Regions from separate parts of the Homo sapiens genome. Here region 2 is linked to region 1. Evidence: read pairs that join two places in POLR2A ChIA-PET (ENCODE). Cell type or tissue: GM12878. All regions are shown on one strand. Each heading gives the region's core, and the rest is flanking DNA. Links, peaks and the distances in the headings are about the cores only.

What was found. ChIA-PET counts read pairs that join two places held together with the same protein. Peaks named below come from ENCODE experiments on the same cell type or tissue, not always from the same donor. Only the 100,000 strongest peaks of a DNase experiment are listed, where the experiment ranks them.
Region 2: POLR2A ChIA-PET joins it to region 1 with 14 read pairs; 2 of 35 experiments call an interaction of 5 or more read pairs at or near these places.

The regions. Positions count from the first base shown.
Region 1 is chr11:109,963,782-109,976,551 of GRCh38, reverse strand. LOC105369484 (a long non-coding RNA gene) reads right to left here. Exons shown (of 3, transcript XR_948004.2): 2 at 4,147-4,226; 3 at 3,557-4,044. Among named protein-coding and RNA genes, the nearest start is that of ZC3H12C, 120 kb to the left of the region's middle. In GM12878, for the core only: no CTCF peak of the experiment used is centred there; DNase peaks (open chromatin) are centred at 3,941, 4,291, 5,256 and 5,721; H3K4me3 peaks cover 790 bases; H3K27ac peaks cover 3,048 bases.
Region 2 is chr11:110,070,598-110,083,367 of GRCh38, reverse strand. No RefSeq gene overlaps it. Among named protein-coding and RNA genes, the nearest start is that of ZC3H12C, 16 kb to the left of the region's middle. RefSeq lists enhancers at 5,123-5,172, 5,473-5,642, 6,731-7,025. In GM12878, for the core only: no CTCF peak of the experiment used is centred there; a DNase peak (open chromatin) is centred at 5,327; H3K27ac peaks cover 1,459 bases.

The DNA.
Region 1 (12,770 bases), core at 1,706-9,705:
TAACAAAAAAAGGAAAAAATATGTTTGTGGAAGGAAAGAATATTCCAACGTGTTTGCTATGCAAACACTTGGCCCTCTTCACCCATGTGCATTTCCTATTTTAGTACATGGCTTCTGGACCCTTTGAGTTTGTGAGCTCAGTGTTATGGTACTTTTCACACAGAAGAAGACTAAACTTGGACAGTAGGGTCTTGGCTTTTAGTCATTCAGACCTGGGCTTAAGCCTCTGGATCTGTAGTTTACTAGCTCTGTGACACTGGGAAACTTCTGAATCTCATTAAGTCTCATTTCCTCATGTATAATATAGGGATCTTAGTAATAACTATTCCACTGGGTTATGGTAAAATTAAAAAATTGAATGTGATGTGTCTCGCACATAATAAATGCTCAATAACTATTATTTGTCAAGGCATTTATTGGCATTTTAATACTAATTTTAGAATAATGCAACCGTGAGCTGGAAGGAGAGGAAAGGAACTAAGCAGAAATGGAGTCAGGAAACTGGAAAAGCTGAGTTGGGAAACTGGAAAAGCCGAGTCAGGAAAGTTAAAACCCAGAATGAGTAGAGGTTTGCAAAAAGCACAAAGGACAACAAAAGTGGAGTCTCACAGTCATTTTTAGAGTTAGAAAAATAAGGAAAGAATATTGATTAAGGAAAATTAATGTTAATAGACAATAGGAAAAAAATTCGAGAAATATTGAATTGGTGTTTGAATTTTTTTCTTCTTGGTCAAAGAGAAGTATTTTCAGTCAGAAGGGAAAAATAAATATTAGTAAGAGGAATCTAAATTCTTAGATTTATCTAAGAATCACAAAGAGCTATCCAAATGAGTTCATATTAGCCATGTTTGTATAAACCAGGTCATTGGTTCCTGGAAGAAAGGGCAGGTAAGGTTGTGGAAACATAAATGACAATCGATGAGGAATTACAGAGCATGAGCATGTTCCCTTACAACCACAGAGACCCATTTTAATTCTGATTTCCAAAAGAAAGAAGAGGAAGTGTCTACTCATTCTCATGACTTTATGAATTATAAACCAATAAGCTTGATGTGTACCCCAAGTGAAATAGTAAATGAATTGATCATCAGCATTTAGGAAAGGAAAATAATGAGTATAATTGGGGTCATTGGTTCTTAAATGAAAGTTTTATCAGTATACTTATTGTCTTTTTTGATAAGATTATTAAACTAGTGGATCATGGAAATGATTCACTTATTCAGCAACCATTTATTGAATACTAGTTAGGTGCAGACACATGGTCTGTTTCATTTTTTATTGGAGAAACAGCCAATATGTTCACCTGTTAATGAACATGGGATACAATCAAACATTCCGGAAAGAATGGAACAGAGATCAAACCAAGTATACACATGCCCACACAAAAAGATGGGCTTTTTCAAAATTGGAAATACAGGAGTTGCTGGATGAGATAATAGAAAATGAGTTAATTTTAGGACTTGTGTTTAAAATGTGTTAATGATGTAGCTAGAGATGTCTATTAACTTACAGACACAGAGCTCAGAAGGCCCTAGGCTGGAGATAAGGATCTGGGAATCATTAGCTTGTATAGATTGTCAAAGTTATCACAATGCCTAAGATTTCCCAGGAGGGGCATGTTGAATGAGCGCCCCAGCCAGAACGCAGGAAGAATGAATATCTAAGAAAAGAAGAAAAAGAGCTTATAAAGAAGACAGAGAAACAAAAAGCGGGGAGGTAGGAGGAGAATCAGGAGAGAGTGATGCCACTGGCCAAGGGAGGAGAGCCATTCCTGTGAAATGCTGATGGCCAGCTGCATTTGGAAGCCTTGCTTCGGTTGTGACACCAATCTGCACTGATGTGGGAGTTTTCTCCAGCAGCTCATGCTGAGCTAGCAGGGTGTAGGAGAGGAAAAGGGAGATAGACTGAATGGTCTATATTAGGAGGTTTGCAGAAATAGTAAAGTGGAAGAACAAGGAAAATAGTAAAGAAGTTATTAAAGAAGTACATTCATATGGTGCTTAAATTTAGCATAATGTGATGTTGGGTGGGCAGCCAGAATCTCAGTTGTCTTAATTAATACTCAAAAGTAGCATAATTGGGCTGTGCACAGTGGCTCACACTTGTAATCTCAGCACTTTGGGAGGCTGAGGTGGGAGGATCACTTGTGCCCAGGAGTTCAAGATTACAGTAAGCTATGACTGTGCCATTGCACCCCAGGGTGGATAACAGAGCAAGACTCCATCTCTTAAAAAAAAAAAAAAAAAAAAGGAGCGTAGTTGAAACAAATAGTCAAATCTAGCAGACGAAAAAATCTAATGGAGATGCATATACATTCTACACTTTGCCAGGGAATTGTCAGAGTGCTGAATGAAGCAGAGACGAGGACAAATTCCTGTGGAATAAAGCTAGACACTTACTCCACCTTCTTCTTTTCTCTTTCTCCTAAAGTGACAATGAATCTTTAATTAATATTTTCTCTTTTAAGAATGGATTTTAAAAAGACAATGAGTTGAACCAACGTTTTTCCATCTGGACATAAGATAACCACGTGGAGGTCAATTGACATTCAGATTTTGTAGCTGACTTTCAACTCACTGATAATATTACATTGCTAATAATATAGGTAACATTTTATGTGTTAAGTAGTTTTACATGTGTTTATGTGTATAGTAGATCTATGAATCTCAGTCCATAGACTGCATTGATCTAGAAAAATAACATTTCCTCTAACTCAATTTGATGTTTTATCTTTGTACTAGCAGGCTAAGGGTAACACTCTCCGATTATTATTGGTTTCTCTCTTCTTCCCGGGGGTTGAGACAAAGACCCTGTTGGGATTTACTTAGTGCCTTTAGCAGTACATTGAGGGAGGGTGAGCCTTCTGGTCCCTGAGCCATCTGTTCCCATTGAGTTACCCTGAGAGAGTATTTGGCTTGCAGCATGGCCTTTTAGAACTGGAGGCTCACAGAGATATTTTGCTGCATAGCTTGAGGGCCAGAAATCTTGTTTGGTTTTTGTTTGTTTGTTTGTTTGTTTGTTTTTGAGCCGGAGTCTTGCTCTGTCGCCCAGGCAGGAGTGCAGCGTCGCGATCTCGGCTCACTGCAAGCTTCGCCTCCCAGGTTCACACCAGAAATCTTTAAGAGGCAATGAACTGGTGTGCCTAGACCCTGCACGAAGCCATCTCCTCTTTGGGGTATTGCTACCTCCTGCTTTGGGGTATTGCTACCTACTGCCCAGAAAGAAGGGAACCTGGCTCTTGAACCCCTCATTCTGTCTGTTCTCATCATTATCTGCTCTTCACTCTCCATGCCTCAGACCTCAGAGAATCCTATTCTAGGTGGTGGGTGGAGGAAGTCAATGCTCTTTGACCTCTGTTTCTCCCACACATTTGATCTTGACATCATCCCCAAAATTCTAAGTTCCCTCTTTTAAAACACAGAGACAAAAAGTGCCAATTGGCTATTTATATCTTCTGACTAATTGCCTCCCCTCCCTGAGGCAATGAGTGCAGGATTGCCTATATACTTGGAAAAGGGGAAAGACCAGAAGAAAAATGGACTCAAATAACTCTCCCTCCACACCCACATTAAATTCTTTATTCTTGTAGCAACAAAATTAGAAAATTAGCTAGGAGCTTGGCTATTTGCTTTAAAAGCATCCTTCCAAATCTGAGATTCTGTAGTTTTATCAATGTTAGGCTAAACCAGTTGGTTTGTGCTGCTAGCAAGGATGGAAAAAACCATGGGGCAGCTTTCGAGGCAGATGACAGCAGCTAATCAGACACTGAGAGCAAGGGCCCTGGACTTCTAGTCCTTTAGTTCTGGAGTGTTCAGAAAGATTCTTAAGAAATAATAGTGACCAAAACGGAACACTTCTCTGATGCCTAACTTTGTACTTTGCCTCTGACCATTAAATGGAGGTTTTCACTTCTCTGTGTGGCCAGACCTGGCTCTTCTTCAACTCCAGTTTCTCTTCTGATTGTGGCTCGACAGCATGTCTCAGTCCTTGGTGACTTTCAGTCTCCTGCATTGGGGTCAGGACTGTGATGCATCCTGGTGGCCTCTGAAATTTTATAGAACATTATTATCAATGAACATTGGTCAATATTAATTGCGTAGAGCTCTGTGCTAAGGTTTTGCATATTGTAAAACTAAAGGGGCTTACAGTCATGTTGGAGAGATGGGGTGTGTGCATCGTCCAGTGCAGCATGTCTCAAGCACCCTCTATGCGATGGTCCCAGGAGTCTGGGGAAGGAGAGTAGCACGAAGCAGAACTATCAACTGCTGAGCCAAAAAGGCATGCACTGTGACACTTGAATTGCAGCTGCTTTAGAACCGTACCTAAAAATAGCTCCAGCTCAATCTGCAGAAATTCTGACCTTAATGGATATGCTCGAGTTCAAGAAAGATGATTTATTCTTAGATCTTTATAACCAACTGCGAAGGAAGTCTCAATCTCAGCAACATCAGTGATTACTCCTAATAATATCTATCTCCCAGACACATGCTTTGAAGATGAAATGAGACGATACAGGCAAAACAACACTGATTGCAATTCAGATATTTACTGGTATGGCTCATTATTCTTATATATTCAAGAGGTACAGTGGGTGCTTTTACATTTTAATAAGGAATACTAGATACCGAGTGAGGCCCTCCCCTCACATCCACCAAATTGATCACTGCAGTGTTTGCATCAAAATAGCAGTATCAGTATCAAAATAATCAGATTTTGAATGCCTCAGAATACCCAAAGCATCCACTTCTAAATTGCTATTTAAGATGAATGCTCTACCTTTTATATTGCATTTTTGAAACTGAGTCAATCAGAAAAGTACTTTGATGTTGTAAATACCTACACATCAGCTCATCTGCTTTTAAATTAATCAAAATATTTAGGCATCTTCACAGAAATTTCTCATATTCATAAAACAAGGCAATAGTTATTTACTTCCTGGCATGGTAATATGTTTTGGGCAATCTCTGTTTGACTTGCATAAAAGGAATAAAAGCTAGTTTCATGAAACTCCATTGTCAGAATAATGAATGTTTTAAAAATACACTATTCAAAGCCTGCTCAACTCTCTTCCTCAGGCTATGGAGAATGTTTCTCCAGTGAGTCTTAGAAGGAAGGAAACCCTTCCTTCACCCCACTTCCTGTGCCTCCTTTAGAGCTGGGCTTGTAGCCAGAGTGAACAGAGAATGGCAAAACTGTTAAAAGGTTAACCGTCAACATGGCGTTCTCAGCATCTCTCAAAGGCACTTAGGAAACTAGTTGCAAGGAGATGAGTAGCAGCCAGAGAGCACCCCAGAGAGTACACTTGTGCTTATTATTCCACATGATTACATATTCAAATTGGTTTTAATTCCTGGGCAGCCATGGGGATGTTGGGGGAGGTGGGAAATAGCTTGCTGGAAAGGGGCAAGAACGGCGGAAGGAGCAGGTCTGGCATTAAAAATGTGCTGCAGATACTTCTCTAAGGCAAATGAGCCTCACGATTACGAATTTAGGCAACAAGGAAAGAGCTGTGGATCTAAAAAACGAGGTTGAATTTCCACGTGACATATGATAATCCCTTTCAATACATTAAGAATTCTACTTTGCATCAGCGTTACAGACTTCTTTTTCTTGAATCCTTCATAAAGGGCTTTAAAAAATTCTACTGTGGCCAGGTAAGTTAACCCATACCCATGCTGCCTTATAGATTCAAAAACCCCAGGGATTATAAGTAAATGTCTGTGACATTTTAGTCAGCTGGAGTTGGTGTTAGGAAACTTTTGAGGGTTCGTGGCTACAGATATAACCTTTGGCTGTCTTCACCAACTGTGGTTTTGAGAGGATTCACAGTGGTTACGTTTGAAGGTGTGGGCAGAGGTAGGGGAATTTGAAAAACATATGCAATTGTTTATTAGCTTTGTATGTTTGTAACCTTTCAATGGCACTTTCAAATAAAAAATACTCAGCATTTGAAAAGCCATGTTTTATTGCTAGAAATAGAATAAATGGAATATAAACATAGATAGCAGTGAGTATAATCTATTTAACACACATTATAGGATTTAAAAATCCTAATCAAGTTTGCCATTTCATCCAGGAATCTGTAATAGAACCTAATTGAGATGTGTTGAGACTTGGGAGGATTAATCACAGGAGGATGGAACTGAATTAGGAGGAGGTGAGACTCGGAGAATGAAATGCAGCAGGGATTTCGAGGAGAGGGATTGGACTCAACACAGCATTATCTAGAAGGTTAACAACAGACTATGGCTGATAGACCATGTAATAGCAGGAGAACCCAACATAAGGGTGTGGGCAATGAGAGTTTTGACCAAGAAGAATTTCAGAGCAAGTGATATTCAAAGGTCTAAGTAGCTCTGTCCAATAGAAATATGTAGTTTAAAATTTTCTAGTAGCTATATTTTAAAAAGTAAAAAGAAACATATACAATAAATTCTAATAATATATTTCATTAAACTCACTATATCCAAAATATTATAACTTGTGGCACAGTGCCCAGTGGCCACAGGTGGCTATCATATTGAAAAGCACAGAAATCAATCAGTTCTTTGGCACCAGGTAAGTCTATCAGGTCAGAGGAAGACCAACATCATGACTGGATGGAAATGGGCATATTAAATGGACGTGTTAACTGGTAATTTGCAGAAGAGAAAGTATAAATGGTTAGACAGTTTATAAAATAATTTCCACCTCACTTGTAATAAAAGCTATAAAAATTAAAATATCAGCAAGATATTATTTCTCAACTGTCAAAATAGCCAAGGTTAAAAAAATGGAGTTGTTTGAAGGTATGCTAAAACTCACATGATGCTGTTAGCAGTATAAATTGGTATAACTATTGGAAAATAGTTTTATATTTCATATCAAGAGCTTGGAATTGTTTTTCTTACTTTTGGAACTCTATAACAAAAAACAATAGCAATCATTACTGAATGCTTATTACATGAAAGATGATATGTTTAGCGTTTAATTATTTTAAGTCTTTTAACCATCACAACAGCTCTGGGAAGTAGATGTTATTATCCAGTTTTAACCCTATGAAAATAAATCAAAGTATGGAAAAATTATGGATTAATATGTTATTAATAGCATTGTTATAAGAAGCAAAAAATAGAGGCAAAAAAACAGATTTAGTAAAAACCCTAATATTTCAGAATCAGGAAATAGTTAACTAAATGAAATTTTTCAATGGAATCAATGTATTTGTAAGAGTGCTTTTTAAAGAATATGAAATGACATGGGAAAATACATATCTTAGTCTGCTATTGCCACAATAAAGCCGCATAACAAACATTAAATCTGTCTGGCCGAAAACAACAAACATTTACTTATTTTGCTTATGTTTGCGGGTTAGCTGGAATGAGACTCTGCTTTTGGCTTCAGGTAAACCGGCCTTGGCTGCAGGTTGCAGGTCTGGGCTCAGGTATGTTGCTCTGTATTCATTTTGGAGCCCAGGTTGAAGGGGTATCTGCTACCAGGGGGAAGCTCTTCTCATGGGAGTCTCCTAGGGGGCAAGAGGATGAGTGCAACCACACAGCACATCCGCTTGCTTCATGTCTACCAACTTCTGATTGGCCAAAGCAAGTCACATGGCCCAGCCTAAAGTGAGGGATGGGGAAGTATCCTCTGCTTGCCTTGAGAAGATGGCAAGAATGAGTTATGTCTAATTCTCTTTTGAGGGAAAAAAAGAACAGGCACAAATAATTCAATTAACCCCAGTCTGCTTTCCATTGCCTTTCTTCACATCCCTCCCACAGGTGCTTGCGTCCATCTCAAGATCCTTCCAAATCTCATCCCCTGCTGGTGTCTTCTAGTAGGAGAAGAGTGAGATGCACATAGCGGTCATGGTTTATAGCCATTGTGAAATCCTCGTTGATCAATGTTGCCAGGTTCCCCTACCTTGGGAGAAGGGAATATTCTTACTGGCTTAGACCCCATTACTGCTCCCTGGGCATAGCTCCCCAAACCTCAGTTCATTATTTCTCTATGGTTTTTGGCTCCACTCTTTGGGAAGTCCCTTGCCAAAATCCCCCTTGGTCACTTCTAAAGTGGGCATTGGAGAATATGCCGTATTTGGTGTCTGAGTCACCCTCTCAGCCTGCACCCTCCCTGTGGAAGGTTGGGGTAGGAGGAGACTAGAGGCAGTTTTATATCTCAAAAAGTCACAATCGCTTTTAGTTCATGTTAACAGAAATTTTCTCAATATAGGTTTATTTTTTTATTCCCTATAAATGCAGGATTTCTGGGCCATGTTTATGTACTCTCAATTCTGTTGCAAGGTAGCCATGCTTTCCTTGGAACCTGTATTAGTCAGGGTTCTCTAGAGGGACAGAACTAATAGGATAGATGTGTATATGAAAGGACTTTTATAAAGAAGTATTGACTCACACAAACACAAGATGAAGTCCCACAATAGGCCATCTGCAAGCTGAGGAGCAAGGAAGCCAGTCTGAGTCCTAAAACCTCAGAAGTAGGGAAGCCAAGAGTGCAGCCTTCAGTCTGTTGCTGAAGGCTCCAGGACCCCTGGCAAATCACTGGTGTAAATCTAAGAGTCCAAAAGCTGAATAACTTGGAGTCTGATAGTTGAGGGCAGGAAGAAAGGAAGCAAAGATAGTTGAGGATGAAAGAAGCAAGGAAGAAAGATGAAGGCCGGAAGACTCAATGAGTCAAGTCCTTCCAACTTCTTCTGCCTGCTTTATTCTAGCCATGTTGGCAGCTGATTAGATGGTGCCCACCTGGATTGAGAGTGGGTCTGCCTCTCCCAGTCCACTAACTCAAATGTTAATCTCCTTTGGCAACACCCTGACAGACACACTCGGGAACGATACTTTGCATCCTTCAATCCAATCAAGTTGACATTCAGTATTAACAATCACAAGTCCACCCTTTGTCAACTTGAACCCGTACGCATCTCCTGAAATCATACATAATCTTCAAATAAAGACAATCAATAAAAGGTCATAATTATGCCTAACATAATACAACTATTCTTTGTACAAATGGAAGTGCACTAATCCTTAACCTAAGTGCTATTACATAAAGTTAACAACACTTAAATGCTGATATAAAGTCAATAAATCTTATGTCATATGATAAAGGAAAAAGAAAAGAAATAAAATGAAGATATTTCCTTAGTATAAGTGTACACATGCACAAACATGTTCTTAACAAAATAAGGGGAAATACTCATGACAATTACAGTTCTCGTTTCTGCAGCTGGTCATGTGGTTGTAGCTGGTATTGGTGACTACCTTCTACTAACCATTCTGTATTCCCTTTGCCTTCAGCAAGCACCTCAGTGGGTGGTGAATTTTTACCTGGTGGAGTGACCCAGACCTTCATTCCTGAAGGGTCTGGGTCATCTGTAGTCCTGCCTGGATTGGGTTGTTTTAGTTTCCCATTGACCTTAATCACAGGGTATGATATAAGAGACGCCCTAAGAGATCTCCTGTGTAGACTGATTTCATCTTGACAGACCAGATCAATCACCCCAGCCAACAATGTAACTCCTTACTTAGCCTGTTGACTTAGAGGTAGGAGGAGCCCAAAGTGTCCAGGTGGCAATCGTAACTTCCAGTTTAATGGGATCATTGTTGAGTCTCCTGGTGGCAGCATTCCTCCCTCTGGAACTAAGACCTCTAGACCAGCAGAACGTAATGTCACAGGAACAGGAAGCAAAAATTTTGCTGGGGGGTCACTAGGGATGATGGTGAGCGGTGCCACTTCCATTTCCATCCCTTGATTCCTGGACCCATGAATACTGGCTCTGAGGGAAACAGTACCATATATTGGATGCTGATTCAAAGCATACACAACCTTCTGGAGAACTTTGCCCCAGCCCTGCAAAGTGCTATCACCTAGTTGGTGGTGTCATTTTGACTTCAAAAGGCCATTCCACCGTCCTATCAATCCGGCTGCTTCAGGATGATGGGGAACATGGTAAGACCAGTGAATTCCATGAGCATGAGCCCATTGCTGCACTTCTTTGGTTGTAAAGTGAGTGCCTTGGTCAGAGGCAATGCTGTGTGGAATACCATGACAGTGGATAAGGCATTCCATGAGTCCACAGATGGTAGTCTTGACAGAAGCATTGTGTGCAGGATAGGCACACCCATATCTGGAGTAAGTATCTGTTCTGGTGAGAACAAACCATTGCTCTTTCCATGATGCAAGAGCTCCAATATAATCAGCCTGTCACCAAGTAGCTGGCTGATTGAGGAATGGTGCCATATCAAGAGCTCAGTGTTGGTCTCTGCTGCTGGCAAATTGGGCACTCAGCAGTGGCTGTAGCCAGGTCAGCCTTGGCGAGTGAAAGTTCATGTTGCTGAGCCCATGCATAACCTCTGTCCCTGCCACCATGGCCACTTTGTTCATGGGCCCATTCGGTGATGAGAGGGGTGGCTGGGGAAAGAGGCTGAGTGTTATCCACAGAATGAGTCATCCTATCCACTTGATTACTGAGGTCACCCTTTAGTGAACCTTCACATGAGATACAAATAGCTTCACAGTTTTTTACCACTCAGAGAAGTCCATCCATATACCTCTTCCCCAAATTTCCTTGTCACCAATTTTCCAATCATGCTTCTTCCAAGTCCCTGACCATCCAGCCAAACCATTGGCTACAGCCCATAAATCAGTATGTAATCGCACATCTGGCCATTTTTTCTTCCAAGCAAAGTGCACGGCCAGATGCACTGCTTGAAGTTCTGCTCACTGGGAAGATTTCCCTTCACCGCTGTCCTTCAGGGATGTCCTAGAAAGGGGCTGTAGTGGTGCAGCTGTCCACTTTCAGGTGGTGCCTGCATATCATGCAGAACCATCTGTGAACCAGGCCCTAGTCTTCTCTTCCTCTGTCAACTCATCATAGGGAACTCCTCATGAGGTCATTGGTGCAGGCTGAGGGAGAGAAGGCAGGGTGACAGAAGTGGAGATCATGGGCATTTGAGCCACTTTCTCATGTAACTTACTTGTGCCCTCAGGAACAGCCTGAGCTCCATCACATACATACCACTTCCATTTAATGATGGAATGCTGCTCTGCATGACCCACTTTATGGCTAGATGGGTCAGAAAGCAACCAGTTCATGATAGGCAGTTCAGGTTGCATGGTGACTTGATGACCCGTAGTCAAACATTCAGTTTCCACCAAAGCCTGGTAACAGGCCAAGAGCTGTCTCTCAAAAGAAGAGTAGTTATCTGTGGAAGATGGCAGGGCCTTGCTCCAAAATCCTAGAGGCCTCTGCTCTGATTCACCTATGGGGGCCTGCCAACGGCTCCAAACAGCATCCCTATCTGCCACTGACACCTCAAGCACCATTGAATCTGCTGGGTCATATGGCCCCAGCACTTACACAGCAGCCTGGACCTGCAGCAGAGCCTTCTCCTGTTCTGGACTCCATTCAAAATCAGCAGGCTTTTGGGTCACTTGATAAATGGGCCAGAGTAACACACCCAGATGAAGAATATTTTGCCTCCAGAATCCAAATAGGCCCACTAGGTGTTGTGCCTCTTTCTTGGTTGTAGGAGGGGCCAAATGAAGCAACTTATCTTTCACCTTAGAAGGATATAAAGATATATAAAGATATAGGCCACACACCACTGGAGCCCTAGAAATTTTACTGAGGTAAAAGGTCTCTGAATTTTAGTTGGATTTATTTCCCATCACGTGGCATGCAAATGTCTCACCAATAAGTCCAATGTGTTTGCTACGTCTCGCTCACTGGATCCAGTCAGCCTAATGTCATCAATATAATGGGCCAGTGTGATATTCTGTGAAAGGAAAAAGTGATCAAGATCTCTGTGAACAAGATTATGACACAAAGCTGGAGAGTTGATATACCCCTGAGGTAAGATAGTGAAAGTGTATTGCTGGTCTTGCCAGATGAAGGCAAATTGCTTCTGGTGGGCCTTATGGACAGGAATGGAGAAAAAGGCAATTGCCAAATCAATGATTGCATACCAGGTACCAGGAGATGTGTTAATTCATTCAAGCAATGAAACCACATCTGTTACAGCAGCTGCAATTGGAGTCACTACTAGGTTAAACTTATAATAATCCACTGCCATTCTCCAAGATCCATCTGTCTTCTGCACAGGCCAAATGGGAGAGTTGAATGGGAATGTGGTGGGAATCGGAATCACCTCCCCTGCATCTTTCAAGTCCTTGATGCTGGTGTTAATCTCTGCAATCCCTCCAGGGATGCGATATTGGATTTGGTTTACTGTTTTTCTAGGTAGAGGCAGTTCTAATGGCTTCCATTTGGTCTTTCCCACTGTAATGGCCCTCTCCCTACCTGTCAGGGAGCCAATGTGGGGGTTCTGCCAGTGGCTAAGTATGTCTATGCCAATTATGCATTCTGGCACTGGGAAAACAACAGGATGAGCCCAGGGACCCACTAGACCCATTGTAAGTTGGACCTGAGCTAAAACACCATTAATTACCTGACCTCCATGAGCCCATACTTTAACTGGGGGACAACAATAACATTTTGGGTCAGTTAGAATCAACATCAGCTCAGAGTCAGTGTCTAGTAGTCCCCCAAAAGTCTGATCATTCCCCTTTCCCCAGTACACAATTACTCTGGTAAAAGGCTGGAGGTCTCCTTGGGGAAAGATGGGAGAAAGATTAGCAGCATAAATTGTTGGTAGTGTAGTGGGGTCCTTTCTCAAGGGAACCTGGCCTCCCCTTCATTCAAGGGGTTCTGGGTCTGTAAACTGGCTCAAGTCTGGAAACTGACTGAAGGGCCATGATTCTCTATTTTTATAATTGAA
Region 2 (12,770 bases), core at 1,846-9,845, 110 kb before region 1:
TAAACAAATGAACAAAATAATTTCACGTAATAGTAAGTGCTCAGAAGAAATAAACTAGAGTGGAGTACTGACAGGTCTGGAGCTGGCATGTGGGTGGTAATCAGAGGAGGCATCTTTCAAATGCCATTTGAGCTGAAATGATGTTCAGGAGCCAGCCTTGCAAAGCAATTTGCAGGTGGAGCATATAGCAAGTGAAGGAGCCTCCAGACAGTATAAGCAGTGTATTGGAACTTGGTGAGGGAGGGGAGTGTGACCTCAGTAGAGGTGGCCCCTTCAGGTGAGTCCTGGGCTCAGCAGTTTGCCTCAGGAACCCACATCTTCCCATTGTCTTACCCCCAGCCAGCCTCACTTATTTTCCTTACTTGCCTGGTGCTTGTAAACATTTACGTTCATGTCCCTTTCCTGCTCTTGATAAATGGCACTGGCAGTTATCAAACCTCCATGTTTCACTTTACTTCCTGGCCTTCACATCAGCTGCTCTCTCTGCCTGCAACACCTTTCCCCTAATAGCTCTGCGAATGAAGATTTAACTTGGCATTTCATTCCATTCTAGAAAGCCTTCTTTGATCTCATCTATCTGGGTTACATGTCTTTCCTCTATACTCTCAGAGTACCATGTGATAACCAAGGCACAGAAAAGTTGAATAACTTGTCCCAAATCACACGACGGAGACAGGATTTGAACTCAGGCAGTCTAACCTTATTCTTAACAGCCTCATGAGGCGTGGTTGTAAGGAGAGTTACGTGGGTGATGCAGCCACGGCTTAGCACAAGCCATGACATTTAGAAAATACTCAATCAATGTTAGGTCTAATTACAGACACAAGCTCTGTTCCTGAGAAGCTTATGGTTAAATGAGGGAGCTAAAAGCCTAGTAAACAAATGAAAAAGTTGGGAGGAAACAATTTGAAATTCTAGAAAAATGTTTATTATAGTTTTTATTGTTTCTCTCATTTGTATCCCTTTCTATAAAGCACTTGCCACTAATAACAGTGATGATGAAATTCTTTGAAGAAGAAAATATTTGAAAAAGAGAAGGTCTTGTGGAAAAAAAATGATGAATTCAGTTTTAGACATGTTGACCTTGAGATACTTCTGGAATATCCAATTAGAGATGAGCCGTTGGCTGGACAAATGGCAACACAATTCACCCTGTTACTTAAGCATCATCCTTGATTCGTCCTTTCCCTCACTTCCACATCTAATTCAGCAACCGGGCCTTGTTGGTTCTGCTTTCAAAATATATCTGTAATCTGTCCTCTTCCCTTCTCTACCACAACCCTGATCCAGACCAACAGTATCTCCCTGTGCCTCGCTTTCTCCATCTGTAAAATGGGGATAGTGTTTACTTTATGGGATTGTCATGAGCCTTCAATAAAATAATTTATGTAAAACACTCAGCATATTATCTAGAACATAGAGGAAGGAGGCACCAAAAAATAGAGGACCAAGACTGTGTGGAGCCAAGGAATCAAAGGAGCAAGTATTTCTAAAAGAAAAACTGTTTATCAGAAGTTAAGAAGATTGGGAACTTCCAAACATGTAATATCTTGTTCTGTTAGGACATGTTTTCCTAAGAGTGGTGAAATAGAAAGTTGAACAAGGTTATTCTACGCAATCAGTTAATCAGAATAATGTATACAATTATCTCCAGAAAGATTGAGTCAACTGGAGTCTCTTGATTAGAAGCAACAAGAGTCAGCTAGAATCTGGTTGACTCAGATCACCTCTGTTGAGTCAAAAGTTTTTGTGCCAGGCCATCCTACAGGCTGCTGACCAATCTGTGGATTGGCTTTTTTTTGGGGTCAGTTACCCAATCCTGTTCAATCCGTGGAGACCAGAGAGGGGTAAAACAAAACCACCATGGTCGGCTAAGGCTGCTCTTGGGGCTCCAGATGGAACAGTTTCCCTTAGAAATGGCTCTTGGCTCTGGATGTGGCAGGCGTAGTTATGTTGAGGAAAAAAATGAGGTTTGAAGTCTAATGCCTGGTTTTGAGTCCCAACTATGCAGTTCCAGTTGGGACGAGCTGTGTACTGTGAATAAGTTAGTGTATTTCGCTACTGCTTGGCTTCTCCTTTAATAAGTAGATATGTTCTAAATGCAGCCGGGTGCGGTGGCTCCCAGCAGTTCGGTAGGACAAGGTGGGCAGATCACCTGAGGTTGAGAGTTCAATACCAGCCTGGCCAACATGGTGAAACTCCCATCTCTACTAAAAATACAAAAATTAGCAGGGTGTGGTGGCAGGCGCCTGTAATCCCAGCTACTTGGGAGGCTGAGGTAGGAAAATTGCTTGAACCTGGGAGGTGGAGGTTGCAGTGAGCTGAGATTATGCCACTGCACTCCTAGCCTGGGTGACAGAGCGAGAAAAAAGATCCATCTCTAAAAAAAAGATATGTTCAAAATGTCATAGATGTTTGCTTTGGAAAGCACTTTATAAAACACAACCACCCTGAATCATCCACGTCCTGAATAACCTTTTAACTTACTAAGACAAACATTTTTAAATGGAATTATTAAGTTAATTTTTAAAAACCCTTTGTTAAGATACTTTGCTAAAGTGGCACTACTCTCTGGGAATAGGATGGATATAATTTTCTCAGATGGTTTTCTGTTCTTTCAGAATTACAGGAGGAAGAAATTCCTTAATGCTAGTGAGAGATAATATTTGGCCAACTCAAGCCAGAACGGTCTACACATGCACAAGTCACTGCTATGATTTTAGTTCCTAAGAATTAGGTTGAAATGCAGTAGACTAGCCAAGACTCTCCTTTTTTAAGAAATTAATTATTTTTATTGGCAATCATTATATATACTTATGGTGTACAATGTGATATTTTGATATTTGTATATATTGTGGCATGACTATATCAAACTAATTAGCATATGCATTATCTCACCTTATTTTTTTGTGGTGAGACATTTAAAATCTACTCTCTTAGCAATTTTCAAGTACTGTGTACAATACATTGTTAAGGATCTTCTTTAAAGAAGCAAAATTGTATTAAGGAACTCTGACAAGAAAGTGGAAAGAGAATTAATAAAATGAGAGCAAGTTCAATGGGGCCAGAAGGTTGACCTAGGAGTCTTTCCTTCTATTCTTTTTTTTTTTTTTTTGAGACAGTCTTGCTCTGTTGCCTAGGCTGGAGTGCAGTGGCGCGATCTCGGCTCACTGCAACCTCCACCTCCCAAGTTCAAGAGATTCTCCCCCCTCAGCCTCCCAAGCAGCTGGGATTACAGGTGTGTGTCACCACACCCAGCTAATTTTTGTATTTTTGGTAGAGACGGGATTTCACCATGTTGACCATGCTGGTCTTGAACTCCTGACCTCAGGTGATCTGCCCATCTCAGCCACCCAGGGTGCTGGGATTACAGGCGTGAGCCACTGCCCCTAGCCCGACCTAGGATTTCCAAGATGTTCTCAGTGGTTGGGAATTTCTCCCAAAGCCACGCCCCCTTAGTAGGCCAGTCAGCTGAGGAGAGAGAACAGGCTGGAAGCCAAAGTATGGTATGAGGACTGCAGAGGTAAGAGAAAACAGTTAAATGCTGATGCACATTGCATGTTAATACACAGTCATTGCCTCCTGGAAACTATATTCTGGGATTTAAAGTGAGAATACCCCAAACTCACAGCACATGTTTTTGCAATCTCAAGGCTGACAATTGCCTTGCCATTGCAAAACTTGTGTTTCTGTGTCCTTTTCTCTCTTAACTAATTAGCCTGTGCATTACCTTGGCTTGCTTGAGAAACTACCTCATTCCCCAAGCTATAATATATAGCTGGAGTAAATATTTTTAAAAATAAATATTGAAAACTTTGTTCATTTTTTATTTTAAAAGAAGTCCAATGTTTTCTAAAGTAAAAACAATGAAATAATCAGGATTCTGGTCTCATGTGATAGAATTTATTAAAGAATATTGGTATGCCTGACAGTCTCTAGAAGTGCTGGAGAACTGAGCTTGGAGGCTGTGGAGCCTGGCACTATGACCAACATTATGCAACAGAAGTATTCCAGGAAGATATCAATGCCTCTGCCAATAGGCACTGACACCACAGCTTGTCTTACCTCCAGCCTGATGCTGGCACTGGAGGTGGCCACTAGAATTGTTATGCTTGCTGCTTCTGCAAAATGAATATAGCTTCTGTCCCTGCTATTACCCTTGCCAGAATGGACTCCTTGAGGTTCCTCCTTCTTTGGTCATGAGCTCTGGGTTCAAAATGTGAGGGGAATGCATCCAATCAGATGACTCAAAGCCACATGCCATCATCCTAGCTGCAAGAGAGGCCAGGCAAGCTAGTACTTAGAATGTTCAGCTTCTAGAGTGGGAGGTGGGCTCTGCCTCATGAGGTTTCTCATGCATAGTGAAGGGGCTTAGATGCTGGGGAGCCAAAAACATTAAAAATATATACAAGGTTTGTCTTCTGTTAATAAGCGCTTGATTTAGTTAATACAAGATACTTTGACACACAGCCTCTAATATTTCAGACATTTCCTTTATGGCTCTCAATTTTTGTTGGTAATTCCTGCAAGGTCCCCAAGAAAGTGATTCACAAGAGCCTTTTACCTGAATAATTTTTCTCAGGAATATTATGTAAATAGTATTTTTACTTCAAAATCTTAACATTTACCAGCATTAAAAATCAAGATATGTTTTTGTTGCACAAATATAATTGTTAATATATTGAATAATTAGCTATAAAAATAATGAATCAATTGGACACTTTTATATTTAAGATATGCCAAAATTACATAGCATTAAGACATGTATTGTCATGATAATATATTAAACAAGGAAGGAGTATCACAATAAATATTTTATTTATTCTTATATATTTTTTAGATTTCTGTCTGGACCTCTGACAATATACAGATGTAGTAAAGAAGATTCAATCTCTTTTTGTTGCTGGTGGACTATTTTTGTAGTCCAATATCTAAGACTAATAAGAAACTCTCTTATCAAAGCTACCTAATAGTCATTTCACAATTGATTAGCAATGCTAGTCGTGATGCAGATACATGCCACATGTAAAAATTTCTAATATCTATGGCCACTGTTTATTCTCTTCCAACTCCTAGTGTAATTAATTTAGAAGTTAGGAAATTTATAAGCCAGATGGGAATTAGACTATGCTCAAAAGCCCAGGAGACTTTTGTCTGTATGTTTTTGGTTGTTCCATAGTGAGACCATATTTTCCCCAGTGATGTTAATGAAGGGATGAGTGGCCTTTCGTTGGTGCTTACTCAGTCTTTGTCTTTCCTGTGAGTCATTATTGTTTTCTAGCTAGATACTGTGGCCAGCCCCGCTTTCAATATGTCATTTTCATTCATTTGGAAACTAAAGAGCTGTGCTTTGCACCACGTCCTTGATGTCAGCAAAGCCAGCTCTGTCGGACTAAAATGCAGAGACATGTTTGCAGCTAGTGCAAAGAGTTGCAGGCTGCCTATCTCAGGGAAACAGCTGCGTGGAGCATGTGAAAAGCGCTATTTAGAAGGGTTTGAGGGCTTGTATGCCTAGAGCAACTAGCACCTCAAGCCTGGCCTTGGTAAGAAAGCTGGCCTTCATCTTTGTGACTGGGAGTTACAGAATGTACCATGTAGGGGAGATATGAACTCCCTGTAAAATAGTGACATGACATATATCCCTAAGTGTCCCATGGGATGGTCATCTTATAAGGGATAAATGAGTTAATACATGTAAAACAGAAAGATTCTTGGTTATTAAAATGATCTAAGCTTTTCACATATGTTATCTCATGCAATCTTTATAACCACTCTATTCAGATAAGGAAACTAGGTCTAGAGATGTGACGTAAATTTCCCAAGGTCACACAGCTAGTCAGTGGCTGAGTTAAAATTCAAACTGAGTTCTTCCAGACAATCAGAGCCCTTAACCTTTACCAATGAACTCAAATTCAACACCTGGAATTATATTCTGTTAGTGATACCAGGGGCAAAGTACTGTAGTTGACATGGAAAGAAAAAAAAGTATGAATTAAAGAGAACTGTCCTGAGCATGCCCTAGTGTGATGCTCAGATAAAGGAAGGAGCCCCTGCTATACAGTTTGGAAGTTCCAGAAAGGAGACAGCTGAGCTATGTCCAGAAGCCATTTGAAAGTCTGATGAGGGATTCTGTTGACTTTTGCATTCTTCAGTGTATTTATACCCTTCCCCAAATTACTTCACTATATAAATAAACCTACAGGTGTGGGAAAATTGAGTGTGTGATAATTAAGATTGGAGACAAAGAATTAAAAAAGTCAAGATATGAAAACCCTTCAGTTTGTGATAATGATCATGGCACCTCAGTAGATGTCTAATAAATTGATGAAAACTTAGAGATTATCTCAGAATGTTTTGTATGTAAAGCACGGATTACATCAAACAGAATTAAAGCCTTTTAGATCATAATAAAAATAATTTATGGATGAATAATTTTAACGGGTGATTTGAAAAAACCTGGATCCTTCTAAGAAGAGACATGTGGTTGCATAAGACAGGAAGATTTACTGCAGTCAATTCTCAGAGGCCTCAGAGCTCTAGTTAGCATGGCCCCAGGCATTTTATGGTTTTTACAATCTATTTGCTTTTAACTATATCAGCTTCTAAGGGCTGGATATCCTTCCGGGAGTAATGCTGTAAGGAAGTTAGCGTTGTCCAAGACCCTAAGGCACTGCTGTTCAGAATCTGTCCTTAATAGTAACAGAAGTGTGTGATATAGTTTGAATATGCGTCCCCACCAAATCTCCTGTTAAAATGTAATCCCTAGCGTTGGAGGTGGGGCCTGGAGGGAGGTGTTTGAGTCATGTGGGTGGATCCCTGATGACTTGGTGCTGTCCTCTCAGTAGTGCATGAGTTCTTGAGCGATCTGGTCCTTTAAAAGTGTTTTGCACCTCCCCCCACTTTCTCTCTTGCTCCTGTCTTTGCCTTTGACATGCCTCCTCCCGCTGCACCTTTATCTTGAGTAAAAGTTCCCTTAGGCCTCCCCAGAAGCTGAGCAGATGCATCCTTCCTCTACATCCTGCAGAAGCCTGAGCCAATTAAACCTGTTTTCTTTATAAATCACCTAGTCTGAGGTGATTTCTTTATAGCAATGCAAGAACAAGTTAGCACAGGATGTCTCTGGACAAGGGGCGCCTCTGGGCAACAGGTTGATCACTTAGTGGGTAAGTGGGTAAAGGGTACACTTCGAAAAGTCTATGGTCTCCTAATTCCAGCAGGATTTCCTTTCTTGGACTCCAAAAATTGGTTAGTTGCTTCTCTGAAGTTTTCTCACAGCATTTTGCATGGTATCCCACTGTGACTCCCAGCAGGACTTTATGGTATAAGCTGGTAATGAAACCACCTTTGTAAAAATCATAACTGAGGAAATTATGACAGTGTAAGAGATCAGACTTAACCGACTCCATCTTGCTTCTGACCTCTAAGCTGTCCTTGTTCATTCCTGGGCGTAGGCCAAACTAGCCTTGGAAAGGAATTTATAGTTTAAACTCTGAAACAAAATTGATAATAGCCCTTTCCCGAAAAACCCCTTCTTGCCTGGGGACCAGTCTGCCTTTGTAAGACTAACAAATTAGCCACAAAATTAGAAATTATGCCATGCCATACAGCCTCTGGCTGCAAGAGTCTGAACTTCCCCAAATTGCTCCTGGGAATAACATCGCTGTTGTAAAACCTAAGATCAGTGCTTGAGATATTTTGCAGACCCTGCATTCTTATGCAGCAGATGATGACACCACCCAGACCTACAAATAATCTGGCTCAACCAGTTCTGCAATCCCACCCAGGAGCAGAAGTCAGCAAGAAAGAACTCACTTCGACCCCCTATAATTTCATCTTCAACCCAGCCAATCAGCACTCCTCACTATCCGAGCCCATACTCGCCAAATTATTTTTAAAAACTCTGATCCCTGAGTGCTCGGGGAGACTGATTTGAGTAATAATAAAATTTGGTCTCTTGCACAGCTGGTTCTGTGTAATCACTCTTTCAACATTACAGTTCCCCTGTCTTGATAAATCGGCTCTGTCTAGGCAACGGGCCAGGTGGACCCATTAGGCGGTTACAGTAGCTATGGTTTGGATCTGTGTCCCCACCCCAATATCATGTTCAATTGTAATCCTCGCTGTTGGAGGTGGGGCCTGGTGGGAGGTGATTGGATCACGGGGGTGGTTCCTCATGAATAGTTTAGCACCGTTCCCTTGGCGCTGTTCTCATGATAGTGAGTGAGTTACTGTTAGATCTGGTTGTTCAAGTGTGTAGGGTGGGCGCGGTGGCTCACGCCTGTAGTCCCAGCAGTTTGGGGGCTGAGGTGAGCAGATCACAAGGTCAAGAGATCGAGACCATCCTGGCCAACATGGTGAAACCCCATCTCTACTAAAAATACAAAAATTAGTTGGGTGTTGTGGAGCGTGCCTGTAGTTCCAGCTACTCGGGAGGCTGAGGCAGGAGAATCCTTGAACCTGGGAGGTAGAGGTTGCAGTGAGCCGAGATCGCGCCACTACACTCCAGCCTGGCGACGGAACCAGACTCCATCTCAAAAAAAAAAGTGTGTAGTACCTCCCCACTCCTTCTCAGTCCTGCTCTTGCCATGTAAGATATCTGCTCCCTCCTTGCCTTTTGCCATGAGTGAAAACTCCCTGAGGCCTCCTCAGAAGGAGATGCTGCCATGCTTCCTGTACAGCCTGTGGAACTGTGGGCGAATTAAACCTCTTTTCTTTATAAATTACCCAGTCTCAGACATTTCTTTATAGAAATGCGAGAATGGACTAATAGAGCTGGTTTACTTGTTCATTTCTTTTCTGGAGGTGTGGGCTGCCAACATTCACTAAGGTATCTCCACTGCTTTGGCACCTAGCAGGCATTTGATAGATAACTGTAGAATGATGGATGTTAAGCCATATAGGAAGAGGAAGTTTTTAAAAGGCCATGGGAACAGGGTGATCTCTAATTGCAGTTAGCACAGCTGTCCCTATGAGTTGTTATTTAAAATTCCTTGCATTTGAATTGCAATGAATTATGATATACATATTTTATACCGTTATTAGGTTCAGTTCAGAACCCACATTTACTGTATGCTGGGCCCTGTGATGAATAAAACATCGTTCTTACTCTTAAGGAGCTGCCATTCTAGTGGGATAGAGCGAACCTAAATAAATAACTATAACCTAATGTCATATGACCAATGGTAAAATTGCTTCCTATGTGTCTGAATCTGTTCTAAGTACTGTGTATTCTTTATATAATTTAATTTGAACAATCCTATGGGATAGATAGTATTACTGTCTATCAGGAAAGTTTGCATATCACAAAACTGGGACCCAGAAAGATTATATACATTGTTCAAGGCCACATAGTGACTAAGTGGTACATCCAGGAGATGAACTCAGATGAATTTGACTTTGGAAAGCAAGCTAGAAACTGTTGCACTCTACCACTCCAGTACAGAAGAGGGAGGGAGTACTTTGGGGAAGGAGGAAAAGAATAGAGGAGATGCCAGCAGGCATCTAGGAGAAGGTGTCCTAAGCAGTAATTTGAATGATAAATGGGAGTATGCCAGATGGATGAGTTGGCAAAGGAAGGGTAAGAAGGAACAGCATTTGCAAAGACATAAAAAATTGAAAGACAGAGTGATCAGGGAAATGGGATAATTAAGTACTAAGTAGAGCATGCAAGGAACAGAGTGGGTGAAGAGGTAGACAAAGATCATGTCAGGGGAATTAGAACATCCTCAAAAGTCAGTAGCCTTTGGCAGAATCTGCCCCTTAGCAGGAGGTTGCAAATGAGTAGAACTTCGATTTTCATCACCTTGCTGTTCAGCTCCTTGATGGGCACGTAATGTCTGCAGGGGCCTCTGGACCAGGAGGACCAATACTGGGGACTAACTGAGCTGTACAAAGCCTGGAATTTCAACAGAAAAATCATGGGTTTGTAAAACAGCTAAACCTCACTTAAATTGCAAACTCCATGACTGTTTCTGTCTTATTCATAATCTCTGGTACATAGCATAATATTTAATACATAGTGGACTCTCAATATATTTCAATACATTTATTGCATGAATGAATCAAAGAGCAAGACTTAAAGGCTTAAGAAAAATAGAAGAAAAGCAAGAAGAGATGGAGATATGAACTTAAGAGACAGCAAGTAAGGGCTGGAGTAGCCATGTTGCCTGATAATGGTGAGGTAGAACTTTTACTGTGAATAGGGCTGGGAGAACCCAGAGAAGTCAGCAGGCTTCTGGGCTGTAATTTTGACTTACCCTTATTAAGAAACAGGAAGCACACACAATTTCTTTTAGGGTAGTGAAGACTTTCCTAGTCCTGTACTCTTTTTCTCTCTCTTTTTGTTTTAAAGAAATGTTACACTTGAAACTTTATGTAAGGAGTAGTCATTAATGAGCCCACTGATTTTTTAATAGGAAGTTAAATAGTAAATTTTCTATGACTATTTCTTGCAGATTTTGTTGATAGACATCTCATTTGACAGTTTGATTTGATTCAAGGCTATAATATAGGACCTAGAAGAAGAGAGGTATTGCATGTCATAAAAGAGAATTTCTAAATAATACCACTCTCAGGAAGGCTGATAGAAGCCGGGTAGGAGGTGGGTAATGTTGAGGTTGCCTGCACCATCCAGGGACTGATTCATCAGTGGTCTCTGTGGCTGGTTGAGATCGAACCATGCTTTGAAAATAAAAACAGTAGAGGTCAGATTGTCATCCTATTATTAATATATAAAATCTTTCAGTACATCTTGGATGATTAATTCTACCTCTACATAGAAATGGATCAGAGAATCATAAGTACAGCATCTATGAGATGTGGAAGGTGGGGTTTGGGGGACTATTCTTCCCCATCTAACTTTTCAGAATAAAAACAAATAAATAAAGAAGTAGAACCATCAAAAGCACACACATCAGTTAAGTAAGTTGTAAACAGATCTCGAGATTCTATACTCTGATGCCGCACACAAAAAATATTATTTTTCCCGTCATTAAGAAGGAAACAATGACCACAAAAAATTATGAACACTTCGGTAGAACTCTATCAATAATGACAATTATTAATAGAGCATCATGTCTTCTTAGCCAATGTCCTGCCTGCCTGCCAGAATGATGTGCCTTCATAGTATCACTTACACAGCTTTATATTACCAGACACAAATACTCCTTCTCTCCTAACTTGTACAATATTTGTTAGTTATGGTTTCCTTTCTGGTAACATATATATATATATGTATAATATATATGTATTTTATTTATATATATGTATAATATATATGTATTTTATTTATATATATGTATAATATATATGTATTTTATATATATATATATATTTGGGTTTTTTTTTTGAGACAGGATCTCACTTTGTCACCCAGGCTGGAGCTCAGTGGTGCAGTCATAGCTCTCTGCAGCCTTGAGCTCCTGGGTTCAAGTGATCCTCCCACCTTGGCCTTCCAAAGCACTAGAATTATAGGCATGAGCCACCGCACCTGGCTAGTAGTTCATATATTTGAAAATGATATCAAAGCAAACATTTTCCTTTTTTATCTAGCAAAACCATAAGTCACTGACTTTTTGAAATTCTTTATTTTTCTTCCCTTCTTTCCCATCACAACCTCTTCTATTTCAGAATTCCTGGAGAATGTGTCCCAGAGAAACAATTGTGACCTCTCTCACATTGTTGGTCACAGACTGTAGAATACATGCTTCGCCTTCTCTTTCACTATTAAGAAATCAATGATATTGCCCAACTCTGAAAAGTTATTAATCCAAAGGTAACATTAAAATTTTCCCAGGAATGTATTTTAGATCTACTCTAACTTTCATTCATTCAATTGTTAGTTTCCTTCATTCAACAATTATGCTGGGCAAGATATTATGTTAGGAACTCAGAATTAAAGATTAACAAAGGACAGTCCTTTCCTTAGAGTCTGTGGTTTAGTGAGAAGATAAACATTAGCAACAAATGATGACTGTGATATACAACAAGGTCAGAAGGCCCTGTAGGACCATCAAGAATGAACTGGTAGGTTCTGCTGAGAGAAATCAAGAAAAGGCCAAGCGAGGTGGCTCATACCTGTAATCCCAGCACTTTGGGAGGCTAAGGTGGGAAGATCACTTGAGCCTAGGAGTTCAAGCCCAGCCTGGGAGTGAAGGGACACCCCGTCTCTACAAAAAATTTAAAAATTAACCAGGCATAGTAGTGTGCATCTGTGGTCCCAGCTCTACTCAGAAAGCTGAGGTGGGAGGATTGCTTGAGCCGGGAAGGTTAAGGCTGCAGTGGGCCATGTTCATACCACTGCACTCCAGCCTGAGCAACAGAGCAAGACCTTGTCTCAAAAGAGAAAAAAGAAAAGTTTTCTGGAGAAGAAAACATTTATATTTAATTTTGAAGACTGAGTTAGAATTTATTTGGTAAATAATACAAGAAAGAGCATTCCAGAAAGGGGGAATATCAGAGGTAGGAAATCATGGTACATCAGAGAAAAGGCCAGTATATCATAATGGTGAAGACAAAAGTCATGCATTCTGGCAATGGGGGAGTTGTGAGTCAGCTGGAGGGGGTGTTTGGAGCAACATCAGGAAGGACTTGAACTGCCGTATTTGCCAACAGGGAGTTTGAACTTTACCTTGCAGACCATAGGAGCCACTCAAAAAGTTTAAGCAGGGGAAAGACAGTATAAGCATTTAATTTAAGAAAGAAGAACCTAGCTTCAGTTTAGAGGCTGGATTAGATATAAAACTAGATTAGAATCTAGCTTCAATTTAGAG